2 separate regions of the Homo sapiens genome follow, and region 2 is linked to region 1. Evidence: chromatin loops called from intact Hi-C (ENCODE). Cell type or tissue: dorsolateral prefrontal cortex. All regions are shown on one strand. Each heading gives the region's core, and the rest is flanking DNA. Links, peaks and the distances in the headings are about the cores only.

Region 1 (7,931 bases), core at 1,421-6,420:
GGGAGTGGCTCTCCAGGACCACACAGTGCTACGAGGCTGGCATGTGCCCTGCAAGTTATAGGGGGCCCTGAATGAGGATGGGGGAAGGGGCCTGGGAGTAGATGACCAGAGAGGCTTCCTGTGCATCTGTGGCCATCAGCTCTCAGGCTCCTGAGATTCAAACCCAGGTCTGTCTGCTCTGTGCCAGTAGTGTCTCCTGGAAGGGAAGGAGGGAAGGGTGGCAGGCAGCAAGCTGGGGCCCTGGATCTGCATAGACCAATGGTCAGACTGGGTCTGGGGGCTTTGCATGTGCCCACCCAGCTTCCCCAGGCCCTGGACCCCTTAGCAGCAACAGCATGCTGTTCTTTCTCTCCTGCCACTCCATGGCAGAGGAGCCGTGGTTTGATTTGGGAGGCAAAGAGCTGATGACTCTTCCTGGTCTCCCCACGAGCTCCTTAGCCTGCTCCCTTCCCCAGCCCCAAACTTCCCTGTTGCGGGCTGGGTCCTTCCTCCCTCCCTCCTTCCTCTGCCCCCACCCCCCTCCCATCAACCTTGAGGATGGCTGGCAGGCCTGGGGTGTGGGAGGTGGCAGAGGCTCAGGGAAACTTGACAGCCAATTGATTCCTCCTCGGGAAGTTGAAAGTGGAGAGTCGTGTTTGAAGGTTTAGCTGAAATTAGGTCTCAGGGCTATTTTTTGCGAGATGGAGAAGGAGAAGTGTCAGGGAGGGGAAGGCCCAGGGGTCTGGCAGAAACTGCAGATAAACTCAACATTGGGTTGATTATGGATGCTTCTAGGAGCAGGTCTTTGGTTTCTTTCAACAACTCACTTTTATTGGTGCTTGGTTGTGCACACCCTGCATAGGATGCTGTGACAGAACAAGGAACAGTTATCTCTGGCCAGGAAGGACAGGGAAGAATTCTTAAAGAAGGGACTCTTGGGGCTGGGCTTTGAGGAGTGTATAGGAGTTCGTCAGGAACCAAGGGAGAAGAGTATTTCAGTTAGTGAAGTGAATAGAAGGAAACAAGCTAATGGCCCTGTGTGATTGGAGTGCTGGATGGGTTCAGGGCCTGGAGAGAAGAGTGAGAGACCTTGGTGGGTGAGCTAAAGCCTTTGGACTTTCCCCTGCAGGATACAAGAACCACAGTGGATGATGGCTGTGAGTGGAGCTAGCAGTAGACCTCTGAGCTGTGGACCTCAGGTTTTCCAGCTGCTCACCCCTTTTCTCACTCCTGTAGCCTCCCTGCACCCTCCCCATGTTTCAGCTGTCTTTCTGTCACACAAACTCAAGAAACAGGCATGTGAACACAAACATGCAAGCTAGTGGGTGACCCTCCCGCCCATGTCACCATGGAAAGGCTGTTGGAAATTAACTGGTTCAACCCTTCCCTATACAGAGGAGGGACTGAGAATCATAGACGGGAGGGTCCTTTCCTGAGGTCACACAGCATGTCTAGGGTAGGGCCTGGAGTTGAGCCCAGGTCTCTGTCCCTCTCCCCCGCATCCAGTGGTCCTCACCCCTTACTCCTTCCTGTCCTCTCCTCCCAGCACCTGGATATCAGCCACCCCGTCTGAGCTGAGCCCTTCTCCCAGCCCCCATCACATTTCCTGGGAGGAATGGGTGTTCTTTGGTCCAACTGCCCTCGGAGCCCCACGACAGCTCCTTCCCGCTCATCTGCACACTGCCCCCTCCTGGCCACCAGGCCCCAGCCCCAGCTGTAGAGGGACCCGAAGTTTGGGCTGCGGGCTGCCTGAAGGAGGAATGCATGACTTCAGGTCCAGGAGGGGGCATTCTCTGCTCCCTGCAGAGCCGGCCCCGCTGCCCCCCATTTGTGCCCCTTCCAAGCTACGGAGGCTCCGGGTGGCTGTTGGGGTGGGGAACAGAAAAGCCAGCCAGGCTCACAGATCAGACAAGCCAGATCTGTCCCAGGGTATATGGGGAAACTGAGGCCTGGAGAGGAGCAGCTTGCCCAGGATACTTGCTGGGGCTCCCTCCACTGGCCCAGGCTGCTGTGGGTCCATCTCAGATGGTCGTTCACTTGGGACATATTTATGTTTGTGGCCCATCAACCAGTGGAGGGATGTCAGCCACGTGGTCCTGGCTGTAACAGGGCGGTAGTGCTGGACCCCTGGGTGGGGTCCCACCATGGGCGCCCCAGTTTTCTCCTTGAAGTATGAGGAATTTGCTTAGTTCTGCTCTGTGAGTCAGTCTCCTGACCCAGCATCCGGCGTGTATTCAGCGGATGGGCGGGGTGGTGGAAGAGCAAACCCTGCCCCCTCCGCCCCCTCCACCCTCACTCCCTCCATCCCTGCCCTTCACGGAGGCTGATTGGTATTAAACTATTCAAACCCAAAAGGAACATTACCGTCATTTTGGTCTGTGTCTGCCTTCCGCGGGGGGCATCCCCCTTTTCTGCAGAGGGAGTGTTGGAAGGTGGGACTCAGGAGTTGTCCGGGGTGGCCAGGGTGGGGCAAGGATGTTCTTCGGGGCAGGAGTCTGGGGACAGGGGGTCTTGGAGCCTCCTGAATCCAAGACCAGGCTAGTCTGAGGCCTGGGACAGAGGTGGGACTGCTGCAGTATTGGTAGGGTTGGGAGGCTGTCGCCCCACCCCATTAATACACAGGAAGGTGGTTTCATCAGCTCCATTTTACAGTTGAGGATCCCAGGCTTAGGGAGGAGAGAGGCCTGGCCTCAGCAGGTCTCCAGCTGGTGGGTGGTAGGGGCAGGAGCCCAGCTCTCGTCTGCGAGCCTTGCTGCGGTGTGAACGAACTTACTTTCTTCTCTCCTTTTGCCTTTCTTTATTCTTTCTTTCGATAAATTTGCCATCATCACCAACTATGTGTCAGGGCCTATGCCAGTCATTGAGGATACAAAGAGGATGAAAACGTAGTTGCTACCTGCAGAAATACAGAAGGGCCAGCCGGGGCTTGGTGAAGTAATTTCCAGGCAGGTGAAGGGGAAAGGACATTCCAGGCAAAGGCCAGGACATGGGAAACAGCATGAGCAAATGACAGCAGGAACTGAGCGCAGTTTGGGGGCTGAAATGTGAGGAAGTGGCTGGAATGGAAGCGACAAGAGATCCACGGCAGTGAACAGAGCAGATGGGATCTAAGGCCATATTAACAGGAGTATGAGGTCCTCAGCAAGGGAGGTGAGGTGGGCCAGAGTAGGCCAGAGCAGACATGGAGTGCAGCATACTTGACCAGGCTAGGAGAGTCTGGAGCTCCTTCAGTGGGCAGAGACCAAGACTGGGTGGGGATCCAGCATGGGGTTGGGGGGACAAGCAAATTGCTTTTCTCAAGCAGGTTCTCAGGAGCCTGTTCCAACCCCCCCAACATCTGTGCTCAGAATGCCCTTGGGCAGGGGTAGGGGGAAGAGCCCACTTCAAGGATCCCTGGAATCTTCTGCCTCATCCTGGCAAGTGGCAGCTGGCTTGGGCAGTGTGAGTGAGGAGGATGGAAGTGAAGGGAACAAGCCAGCCTCTGTACCCCCTCCTCTTCCTGCCCTGGGGACTTCCAAATACATCAGAAGGCCATCCCTGTAAATTCCATTTCCCCAGCCCTGCACTTAAGCCTGTTGGGCAGCATGGAATCAGATGAACTGGTTCCCGTTAAGGTGTAAAGGCCACCACCCCAGTCCCTGCCAGGTTCAGTAACTGGCGAGTGGAATGCTCTCTGTGGGGGCCTTTCTTCCTCTCTTCACACCCACTCAGGGTCTTGGGGTACAGTGCTGGCCTCTCCCAGGGATAGTCCCCCCAACCCAGGGATGAAGCAGGATTAGAATCTTGGCCACTGCTCCCTTCTGTAGGATGGCTCAGGCAAGTTGCCCCACTCTCTTTCCCTGTCTGTAAATGGGCAGGAACCCCTCCCCACAGAGTGGCTGTGAGGGCTCAGTGCCTGGCACAAGGCAGCATTCCCCACACCTGTTCCCTTTGCTTGTGTGAGGGGTGCACCTCCACCCCACATTTCCTCCAGAGCCCCAGGTAACTGGGCAGACCCCTCCCACTTCCATACCCTTCCGTCACGGCCCCAAAGCAACATCACCCCTGACTGAACTTCTAGGGCTCAGCCCTGGCAGTAGAAGGTGGAGAGGGGCTGGAGGGGTTCCTAGGGGACCAGAGACCAAGTTCTTAGGTGGTGAGTTCAGATGGAGATGGAGGTGTCTGCGCAGGGTGGTTTCCTGCCAGTTGGGGGCAGCAGAGGGTAGCAAGTGGACTTCTGGGTGGCTCCTCCCAGTGAGTGTTGAAGTCCCAGGGGTTTGTGTGTCAGGGGCCACAGGGAGCTGGCCCAACAAGGTGTTAGCTGGCTAAACAAGGTGTAGAACATACTGCTGGGGGCTGGGAGCAGCTCAGATCCGGGAGCACCTGTCAATGGCTGGGCCTGGCATGACTGGCTGTGCCAGCTGGGCCTAGGTTGACCAGAAAGCCAGGGGTTCTGAAAGGGGACCCTGGTCAGGGACACTGGATGGAACAAGGTCTGGGGCTGGGACAGCTGTCCACCAAGAGAAAGGGCACAGGGTGAGGTGGACCAGCATGTGATCTGTCAGGCAGGGCTGCTGCACTGTGGTCACCAGGCTGGGGCCAACAGACACTCAGTCACTGCCACCCTTTGATGGGTTATAGGCACCTGTTCCACCTACCACTGCTTTGAGAGGGGGTAAGGCGGGCATTGTGGGAGAGGCAGGGTGGTGGTCAGAGCTTGCACTCCAAGTCCCACTGGCCTGGGTTCGAATCCCAGCTCTACCACCTCTGCTGTCTGTACGATGGGGGATTTTGAATCCTGTTCTGCATAGTACTCTGAGTCAGGCCCTGTGCTGAGCACTTTCTAAGTATTGTCTCATTTAATCCTTACAACTCGAGGCTCAGATAACACAAATCTCACTCATAGAAGGTGACAAAATCAAGGCAGATGGGGAGTGAAGAGATAGCTGAGGGTGGCTCCTCTCATGGGCCTGGATCTTGAAGTTCTCACAGCGCCTGGACCATAGCATGCAGCCCAGTCTTTGCTAGTCAGTGCTGTTTTTCTCTTCATCTTACGGACGAGGATGTTGAGGCCCAGAGAGGGGAGGTGCATTGTCCTGGGCCACACGGCTTGCAGGGACAGAGCTGAGATTTGGACCCAGGCCTCCCCATCTCTCTGCCTTATCTTGTCCTGCCCCTACTTTGAGCAGGCCTGGCCCTAGGGGTCAGACACCCCTGGGATAGGAGAGAACTGCTCTCCTCTTGTCATCCTGCCCTGTGGCCCTGCAGGTCCTCCCCTTTCCTGGGAGGTGGGGGAGCCTGCATGTCAGGGGCAAGGCTCAGACGCCTTCATTTTCCCACCTCCTCATGCTACAAAAATGAAACGATCAAGTGGTATTTTGGTGGGATTACAGACATAATTATATCTGAGTTGTCAAGCGGCAATTGTTGTTTCCAAAGCCAGGAGGCCCTCTGTGGAGGTGGCAGCAGTGACATCTGTTTCTAACACAAGGCTCTGCATCGGGATGAGTAACTTCTCCTGTGGAATTGCTTAAAGAACGTCTAAAACGAGCTGAGCTTGTTACTCCCCTGCTCCAGCACCTTAGATGGCTCCCAGCAGGGTGGGGGATCCAGCTCCCCGGCCTGGCATTCAAGCCCCCCAGGCTGTCCCAGCTTCCACGCCTTTGTGTGGGCGGATCCTTCTACCCACAATTCCTCCCCATCTCTCTCTGTCTCCAGAGCTCACTAGTGCCATCCAGGGCTCTGTCCAGGTTGCAGAACACCCCATCTGTACACGCTCCCTCACGGACTCTGTGACTTCATGATCCATCACTTCTGTCTCTCCCACCAGACGGTGGTCACCTTCTCAAGGACAGGGACTGTTTCTGATTTGTCTGAACTCCCAGCACTGGGGCAAGGACTCACCTGTGGCAGGCTCATGAGGGGCTTGCGGAATGAAGGTGCACGAGACAGAGAGAGACAGGGAGTAAACGAATTAAATGGAGTAAGCGCAGGGTGAGCAGGGAAGAGGGTGAGCCGTGACCTCTCCACTTCTGCCAGCCCCCACACTTCTGCCAGCCCCCACACTGGGTGTCTGAGGCCAGAGTGGTCCCCTGCCTTGGGAGGACAGGTCAAGACAAGTGACCCAGCCCACCAGAGGCCAGCAAGGACACCAGCCCTTGCCTTGAAAAGTGCCGGACGTGGTGGCTCATGCCTGTAATCCCAGCATTTTGGGAGGTTGAGGTGGGTGGATCACCTGAGGTCAGGAGTTCTAGACCAGCATGGTCAACATGGTGAAACCCTGTCTCTATTAAAAACACAAAAAATTAGCCGGGCGTGGTAGCGCATGCCTGTAACCCCAGCTACTATGGAGGCTGAGGCAGGAGAATAGCTTGAACCTGGGAGGTGGAGGTTGCAGCGAGCTGAGATCGCGCCACTACACTCTAGCCTGGGTGGCAGAGTGAAATTCCATCTAAAAAAAAAAAAAAAAGAAACTGACCTTGACTCCACCCCATACCCATGGGCCTTCTGAGGCCAGGACTCCCAGGTGAACCTTGGCCCGCAGATGGTAAATCACCCAGGAGAAATAGCCTATAAAATCCTCTCCTAAAATGGTGCATTTTGTATTCTGTAGTGAAAAGGGCTTTTAAAAGCACTGCTTACTCAGGTGGATTTATGGAGTTTCCCCCACCCCTCCCTCCCACTAGTGTTTACTGGTCCTCAGTCCTGGAGCTCCCTGGGGTCCTGTTTTTTCCTTGGTGGCTCTTGGTCCAGGGAGAGAAACAAGATAGCATCTCTTTCCTGCCTTGCTGCCTTGGGGCCCCCCGGGCCAGCTGGGTGCCTGGAAGTGCAGGGGAATCCTACCCAACAGAAGCTCCCTGTGGCCCAGCGCAAACCTGAAAGTCCCACCATTAGTGCCCATTTGTCCCCGGGAGACTCCCCCCCCATGTGTTGTCACCTGCAAATGGGTCACCAGGGAGGCACAACAAAGCTGGAAAGAATTCAGAGATCAGCTAGACTAATCCCCGCATTGTACAGCAGGGAAACTGAGTCACAGAGCAGCTTAGGTGCTGGCTCAACGCCTCAGTCTGGTAATGGAATTACATGAGAGCTTTAGCTCTGGAGCAGCCTGTCTGCTGTGTTGAACCCAGCTCTGCCGCTTCCTGACCGTGCGGTGCTGTGCAAATTAGTTGCCCTTTCTGAACTTCTGTTCTCCCATCTGCACACTGGGTTGTGAGAATTAAAGAGAAGTCATGGGAAGCTCTAATACAGTGCCTGAAGCTTAGACAGGGCTTACTAAACACATCTGACTAATTCTCAGCAGCGTGTTGGAAGAGCCCTCATTAGTATTAATAGCAGAGCTGGGTTTTGACCCCAGACTTATAGACTCCAAACGTGGTTTTCTTGCCACTCATGCAGTGCACAGAGCACAGGATAGGGGAGTTTTGCTGGGGAATGAGCACTAAAGTCAGCAAGCCCCGGGAGGACTGGCTGGGACCTCAGTGATAGGACGTGCAGGCAGGCGGAGATAGTATAGACCCTGCTGCAGGGGTGTAACCTCCTGGTGGAATCGGCTTCCTTGCAGCCACGAGGCCCTGGGTATCCAACTCCCCACCCCTTAGCCAGGGCTGGCTGAGAGCTTAAAGAGCTGATGAGGTGTTTGTAGCCATCCAGACCTCTGGGACAGGCTTATTATGCTAAGGCAAGTGTCAGCTGGAGGATCTATGGGACAATGAGTCACTCCCTGGCTGCTCTGGGTTGTCACATCCCAAGCTGAGACCTTGGGAATGCGTAACTGGTTTCTGTTCGCTGATGCCCGCCTAATCCTGGGCACTGGCAGGTACCAGGAGGGCTCTGCTGACGTCCTCAGCTCCCCTCCCAGCTTCACCTTTACCCTCTTCAAATCTGGGCTCCCCTCTTTTTCCTCCGTTAGACTCTCAGTGTTCCTTAGGGTTCCCCTTTACTTGGGTGTCCTCTGCCCTGGGGAAGGGATT
Region 2 (7,931 bases), core at 1,136-6,135, 440 kb after region 1:
CTCCTGGCTGCTATGTGACTTTGGACAGTCACTCCCTCTGTCTGGGCCAGTGTCCTCACTTATAAACCAGAGGCACAGGGCCCTGAAAACATTATGCTAAGTGAAAGAAGCCAGACACGGAAGGCCACATAATGTCTAATTCCATTCCTACCAAATGCCCAGAATACGAAAATCCATGGAGACGAACAGTGAATTAGTGGTTGCAGAGGCTGACGGAATGGGGAGTGACATCTCATGGCCACAGGGTTTCTTGTGGGGTCACAAAAATGTTCTGGAGCGCCATAGTGGAACCGGTTGCACAACCTTATGAACACAGTCATGCGTTACTTAATGATGGGGATACGACCGGGCACAGTGGCTCATGCCTGTAATCCCAGCACTTTGGAAGGCCGAGGTGGGCGGATCACCTGAGGTCAGTAGTTCGAGATGAGCCTGGCCAACATAGCGAAACCCCATCTCTACTAAAAATACAAAAATTAGCTGGGTGTGGTGGCACGTGATTGTAATCCCAGCTGCTCAGGAAGCTGAGGCAGAAGAATTGTTTGAACCCGGGAGGCGGAGGTTGCAGTGAGCCGAGATCGTGCCACTGCACTCCAGCCTGGACGACAGAGTGAGACTCCATCTCAAAAAAAAAAAAAAAAAAAAGATGGGGATACATTCTGAGAAATGTGTCACCGGGCAATTTTGGTGGGCAAACTTACATGAACCTAGATGGTGTAGCCTACTGCACAACTAGGCCACATGGCATAGCCTATTGCTCCTACACTATAAACCTGTACAGCATGGTACTGTGCTGAATACTGTCAGCAATTGTAATGCAATGCTAAGTATGTGTGTATCTAAATATATCTGGATGGTTTCCCTGCAGGTAACAGCTGGCTCTGATGTCCTAAGGAGACCCCAGCGCCATGACAAACCCAGGGATCTCTGATTGCTCCCAGCCTGAGTCGCTTCATATCCTACATGGGAGGCTGAATCCACAATCCCTCCTGCAGACGTACCCTCTCCTCTCCCTTGTCCCTGCAGAGGCCAGGGCTGCAGGGGATGAGGCTCGCCCCTAGTACTGCATGACCCTGTCTACAGGTTTGGAGGCTCCTCAGCTCAGCCTCGGCCCCTGGGCTCTTGTCTTGCTAAGCCCAGAGACCCAGCTCCCACTGGGCTTGGTGGCTGCTTGAAGTGGATCATGCCTTGCACCTCCCCCTCCTCTCCAGAATCTTCTATGTGTGCCGAGACTCCCAGAACAGGAGACATTTGGCTACATCACCCAAGATGGTGCCCACTTTCCATTGCCATGGGTCTAAGAAAAGGTGAAGTTCCCTCCCCCAGCCCTTCCCTGCCTGCTGAGGGATAGGACATGTGTCCCCATTTGCAGTGGATGCAGGGAGGGCTGGAGAAATGCTCTGTGCTCTGAGTAAGGCATGTTCCCCTGTAAGTGTGCCCATGACAGCTTGTGTATGCATATGTGCATGTATGGATATGCATGTTTGTTGGCAGGGATCTGTGCACATTTGTAGGTCTGCCTTTCTACCCGTCTTGTGTTCTGGACTGTGCACATATCTGCCTTGACAGACTTATCAATGTTCACACACTGGCTACACCTGTACCTTGTCTATATGTGTGGCTGCGTGCGTGAGTCTGCTGGAGCTCAGCACTTGTGTGGCTGAGCTGTTTACACCTGTCTGAATATGAGGGGTGTGTTCACGTGTCCCCTGAACGCACACTAGTGCATGTGTCCCTTCTGTGTGTGTCAAGGCAGGCCGCACGGCCATGAGGACCATAGCCCAGGCCTTGGAAGTTTTCCACGAGCTTAGACTCCAGCACCCACTGCACATGGCAAATGGCACCAGTGACCTGCCGTGGAAGGCACAGATGCCAGAGGGCACCACTACTCCAGCAGGAGCAACACCAACAAGGCCAGCACCAGCCCCACCCATGGCCTCCAGAGATCCTGGAGCCTGGAGGGCCCAGACGAGCTGGCAGCTCCAGGCTCCAGGCTCCTCAAGGTCCCACAGACAGGCCAAAATCCAGACAGCGGGAAGGGACAGCACAAGCCGGAGCCTGGGGACCAGAGGCAGTTTGGGGGTGCTCCATGGGGCCACACCCCAAGCCTGCTCTACATATTCTTCTAGGGCTCCAGAAGTGGGGAAAACCACAGGTGGGGAAGGCTGCCCCACAGGTGTACAGGTACAGGTGTGAGGCTGACATAGGTGGGTGAAGGATCAGAATCAAGAAGAGGAGATACTTCCTGCCTGATGAGTCTCTAGCTGTCCCCTCCAGGGCGCAAAGCCCCAGCACCTCCTTCTCTCCTGTCTTTGGGGCACCCAGCCATGGCCCCAGCCCCTTGGGCTCCAGCAGCAGCAGCAGATACAGGAGGCTGAGGCTCAAGTGAGAGTGGCTAGAGGGCAAGTGAGCTGAGCAGGTGGAGGCCAGACCACCCTTTCCCATCCCAGCTGGCCCGGGCCACAGGTGCCACTCGATGAGGCCTCAGCTAAGCACCGAGACAGTTGCCCTCAGACAGCCCACGCCAGCCAGCTCCCTGCACCAACCGGAAGCTCCTGCGGCACCTGGCACCACCCGAGGCCCGCCTGGGAAAGAGAGGGCCTGAGAGCCAACTCAGCCTGGCACCCGGGAGGCGATGGTCTGGTGAGACTTGGGAAGCTGAAGGTCCTGCCCCAGGTGGAACTCAGAAAGATAAAGAAATGGCAGCTCAGAGATAGGAGGGGACTTGCATAGGCTGCCTGTCCAGGCAGCGGCCAAGCTCTTGTGACTGTAGAGTCCTTTATTACCCTTTCCCACTCCCAAGCCAAAATGCTGGTACCAGGACCCAACTGAGTCAGATCCATCTTCAGTTTCCCCTAGACACCCACCCAGTGGGCTCCAAGAGGCCAAATCCCGGGGACTGGACCCCTAGGACAAGTCGGTGACCCAGGGTTGCCTGCCCTTCTTTGCCCCAATACCAGGACTGCCCTGGGCCTATAACATGCTTTCCTGAATTCTGGATAGGTCTCCCTACCATAGCTCAGAGAGGGTTGCCCACTTGCCCAAGATCACACAGCCGGGGAGCTGGCACCGGACAACTGGCCCGTGGGTGTTCTCCTGTGTCACTGTCCTCGGCTGCCCTGGGCTGGCCCAGCTTCTGAGGGGAAGGGGCCCTCCACAGAGGTACTGTCTCCCCAGGCCACCTCTTGCTCCTGCCCTGGCTTCAGCTTCCCTGCCACCCACCAGCAGTGATCAACTAAAGCCACACTTTGTCAGACATGGAATGAGGCTCCAACCCTGACTCCTTGTCCCCAGCTGAGGCCACCAGCAGCCACCAGCACACCAGCCCCTCTGAAGATCTGATGGCGGCCCAGAGCCAGGAATCAACTGTCGTGACCCTCACATTGCCCCTCCCACCAACTGGCACCAAAGGACTGCAGACCCACAGGGCAGCACTGGGAGGCATCCCAGGATAGGGTGGGGCTGCCTCAGAGACCTGAGGACCAGCAGTGCTGAGGAGACTCTCATGCTCTTTCCCTCCTTGTCTCGATGAGCCCTGAGGCCCAAAGAGGGCACAGGTGCTGACATGTCCCAGAGAGGGCAAACAGTGGCAGGACAAGGAGCCTGCACAAAGAGCCAGAGCTCTGCCCTGGGGGCAGACAGAAGAGGCAGAGGCAGCCCCACCCCCACCCCAGTACTCCCCGTAAGAGGAAGCAGAGGCCACCTTCACAGACGGTCGCTGCAGGCAGGTTTAACCCAAGCTCATGGGATGGTCTGTCCTCACTCAGCTAACCTTGCACACGCCTGTAGGCCTCCTCGGGCTAGCATTCTGTGTTCTCACCACATGCTATACCTGTGCCATTGACCTTACTCACTTAACACACTTATTGTGGTCAGATGGGGGGTGTCACATTGAGCTGGGAAGGCGGTAAGGGGATGCAGAATGAAGGGGATCCCAACAGGGTCCAAGAGAATATGATGTCCAACTGCCCCATTTTGCGGAGAAAGAAACTGAGGCCCAGAGAGCCCAAGGACGCATCACAGATGAAAACAGCATCTGGAAGCCGACTCCTTACAGAAGCCTGAGCCCACGCAGGACCTGCTTTTATGCTGCCCCCTTGTGGTCAGAGGAGGGACTGCCACCCAGAGGCGCCCCCTGCCTTGAGTCCACTGAAATATTTGGTCTCCTTTTCTCCTTCTGAGGTCAGCTCGCCTCAACCCTACCCCAGGGTCTTACTCCCTCCTTGTTTGTAGGTCCGGAGGATCCTCAAGGGCAAAGGGCACCCGAGTGTCCCCACCAAAGGCTGGCCCCCTTGAGCAGAGATACGTGGAGAGGTGACCAGCTTTGCTTTACTGAGCCTGCCTGGCAGCCCCACAGCCATATCCGGGCCCCCTCTTCAGTCCTCATCTCCGTGCCTCCTCTTGTTTTCTACATGACTAATCATGTCCTCTTTCTTGGAACCCCCTCCTTCCTTGGCCCCAGTGATGCCACACTCTCCTGGGTTTCCTCCAGTCTTCCTGGGTGTTCCTTCTCTCTTTTGTGGGCATCTTGTTCCCCTCGGTCCCAGCCTGTTGGTGCCCCCTGAGCCTCTTGTTTTTGCCTGGATTTGGAGCTGGGCCACCTAGCCGGCAAGCAGGTAGACACCTCAGGGCACCATCAGACCAGGAGCATCAAACAAGGAAGATGAGGAGGAAAATGTGTTTCTGTGAACCCATGGATGTGATGATTGCAAACGTTTTTTGTTTTTATTTTTATTTTTGTTTTTTGAGATGGAGTCTCACTCTGTTGCTCAGGCTGGAGTGTAGTGGTGTGATCTCGGCTCACTGCAACCTCTCCCTCCCAGGTTCAAGCAATTCTCCTGCCTCAGCCCCCCGAGTAGCTAGAATTACAGGCATGCGCCACTATGCTCGGCTAACTTTTTGTATTTTTAGTACAGACGGGGTTTCACCATGTTGGCCAGGCTGGTCTCGAACTCTTGACCTCAGGTAATCTGCCCATCTTGGCCTCCCAAAATGCTGGGATTACAGGTGTGAGCCACCGTGCCAGTCCAAGAGTTTTGTAAGGCATGTAAGTGTTACATTTTATAATTTAATTTAGACTCCTTTTTGACTCATGGGGGTGAGGTGAACACCATATCTTTGGTGCTTAGGGCTTCCAAGGACCTTTCCTGGGTGGCCTCAGCTGTGCACTGCCTTCAACCACCTGTCAGTAACCTTCCAACTCCCAAGTGAATATCTCCAGGCCTGATTTCAACTGCCTCCTGGATACCTCTCCAGACATCCCCTTGGCTCTCAGGCTCTAGGCTGATACCTCTCCAGACATCCTCTCCAGACATCCCCTTGGCTCTCAGGCTCTCAGGCTCTCAGAGCCACATCAGACTCATCATCTCTCCCCCAGGCCCCTTTGTCAGCACTGATATGCCCCAAGGTAACTTCATCTTCCGGCTCCATGCCCACCATGGCCAATTCCTCACCAAAGCCTGGCGAGTCCATCTCCTTAATAGCTCTGGGATCTGCGTCGTTCTTGCCACCTCACTCCTGCCCCTGTCCTGGTCCAGGCCACCACATCCCTCCCGTCTGGCCCTCCTGCCTCCTTAGCTGGTGCTCACATGCCCATCTGACCAAGTCGCTTCTTAGCTGGTGCTCCTTAAGCTTCTCCTTAGCTGGTGCTCACATGCCCATCTGACCAAGTCGCTTCCCTGTCTGGGCCTGTCTCCAGATCCCTGTCCCCCAGAATAAAGCCCACACACCTAATACTGGCCTCGAAGACCTCCAAGGGGTGGCCTGGCCACCCTCCACAGCCTCATCTCCCGCCACCCAGGATCTCCCCTGCTGTTTGAGGTGCTGAGATGCTGTCAGAGTTTGATGACTGACAAACAAACCAAACAGGAGAGTGGCTGGGCTGGGGTGAAGTAGGAGAAGACTAGACATACCTCCCAGAGCTCTTCAAGCTGGTGATGACCTATGAAGTTGTCCACTCTGCCACTAAAGACCACCAATCTGCAAGTGGTCCCAGCCCAACTCGTACTCCTCCCATGATAAGGAGCTCCGCCCCCTCACCATCCCTGGACTGGTCCTTCTGTGAGCAAGTTCTGCTCACATGTTCTGCATTACATGCAGATTGGGGTAGGGAACTGGAACTCAAAAGACCCTCGACCCTAGGAACACAAATTCCTTTTCCTCCCTGAAATCCCATCCCTGGGAGTCCCAGTTCTCTGGGTCTGGGCCTGGGCACCCGCATCGTGGCTCAGCTGTGGTTCTAGGAAGCTAGCCAGAGCCTGACAGAGAGATTGCCAAGACAGCCGCCAGAGGGCAGTGCTGCCCCACACACGCCCAGGGGCCAGCCTGCCTTTGTGTCTCAGGCTGCGTGGGTCTTTCAAGGAGAGGCTGCGTGTCTATGTTTGTGTGTATGTGACTGTGGGAGTCTATTACTTTGTGTGTCTCTGGCGGCAGGGTTGGGGGTTGTCTAGGCCAGTTGGTATATGTGGTTGTCCATTTTTGCTCACGTCTGAATACCCCAATTTCCATCCCAGGAAGGGGTGCAGATGCCTGGTTACTCAGTGGGGCCCCAGGCAGGACGGGGAGGAGCACGGCCATCCTCTGAAGAGCCCTCGCCACCATCACCCCCACCATGAGCCTCCAGCCAGACTGGGCCTCAGGTACTTGTCAGTTAAGTCAATGACCCAGTGACAAGGACCAGTTAGTTGTCCTTGTCACTGTCTGGAACCAGGGCCAGTCCTGGTCTGTGGCGTCCAGGTGCTGCAAAGCCCCAGTCCCTCCCTCCCAGCCTCCTCTCCCCTCCTGCCCACCATCACCATACAACAAGGACAGGGAGACTATACCCCCATATCACAGTGGAGGTGTCCGTTTGATCAGCCTTGAGCTGGACACCAGAGCTTCCTGGTGACTCACCGGCAGCCCCCAGGCTGGTCAGGCCCGGGAGAAGGACGCCAGTGTACCCTGCCTGCTGCTGTACCTGCAGGACATGCCTGGACACCAGCGTGCTCTGGGAGGGAGCTGTCCTGTTGCCTGCGGTGGTGGGGACAGGGGAAGGCTGCTCTGAGCTGTACTTGGGATGCGTCTGGGAAGACAGGACGGGCGTGCCAGCAAGAGAACAGCATGTGCAGGGCAGGGAGGTGTGAGGGCGCAGCCTGGGCAGCCAAGGGGCCTGAGCCGCAGGATAAGTGGATCTGGTGGCATGCGGGAGGCGGCAGAGGCAGCGGGCAGGGAGGGGCCTCTCTCCCCAGCAGCTTGGTTGCGGGGACGAGCCAAGCCACCCCATGCTCACAGCCAAGGCAGGGGTCTTGAGACCCGCCTCATACCTCTGTGACCTCCAAGGAGCAGACGGTCCCCGTTACTGCCCCTGCTGTACCCAGGGACCCAGGAACGCAGGGAATGTGAAGCTGGAGGGGGAGGGACAGCGACTGACATTCTAGACCGGTGATGCACCCAGATAGAGGCCTAGAGCGAGGAGAGGAAGTGCGGGGCACAGAATAAGTAGAGAGAGAACAGAGGGAGAAAGAGACACCGGGAGGGGAAGGGAGACAGAGACGGGGAGTCGGAGGAGGGAGCGGAGAGAACCGAGGGAAGGGGTTGCCAGGAGGAGGGGTAGGGAGAACTTTCTTGGCCTCCCTGCTCGCGCCCTCCCGGGCAATCAGGCCGGCAGGAGGCAGGTGGTCCGGGGCAGACAATGGCGCGGAGGAGTGCGGAACCTGGGACTAAATTTGGCGTTGCCTTTGCAGGGCGCGGGGCGCCCGTTCATCTCGATGCAAAGGAGAGACGAAATGAATATGCAGCGCGGGCTGTAATTGGGCCGCCGCGGCCGCCGCCGCCGCCGCCGCACTATAATTTTCCAAACAGGATCTTGCAATCAGGGCCTTATTCATTAGCGCATAAACAATTTTGTTTCTCGGCACTCGAGCCTGTCAATCACGCGGAGAGGGAACATCTTG

Evidence for each region. Peaks named below come from ENCODE experiments on the same cell type or tissue, not always from the same donor. Only the 100,000 strongest peaks of a DNase experiment are listed, where the experiment ranks them.
Region 2: it touches region 1 in a loop (8-fold over the local background); 4 of 110 quality-filtered maps call a loop at or near these places.

What each region holds. Positions count from the first base shown.
Region 1 is chr9:121,682,882-121,690,812 of GRCh38, forward strand. All of the region lies in intron 2 of DAB2IP (DAB2 interacting protein), which reads left to right. Among named protein-coding and RNA genes, the nearest start is that of DAB2IP, 35 kb to the left of the region's middle. RefSeq lists enhancers at 1,418-1,918, 4,286-4,435. In dorsolateral prefrontal cortex, for the core only: CTCF peaks have their summits at 1,696 (motif pointing left), 1,899, 4,157 (motif pointing right) and 4,362; DNase peaks (open chromatin) are centred at 1,671 and 4,170; H3K27ac peaks cover 1,041 bases.
Region 2 is chr9:122,119,055-122,126,985 of GRCh38, forward strand. It overlaps MIR4478 (microRNA 4478), which reads right to left and starts at 1,113; the gene lies at 1,028-1,113. RefSeq lists enhancers at 6,089-6,855, 6,856-7,621, 7,622-7,931. In dorsolateral prefrontal cortex, for the core only: CTCF peaks have their summits at 4,100 (motif pointing left) and 4,301; a DNase peak (open chromatin) is centred at 4,107; H3K27ac peaks cover 131 bases.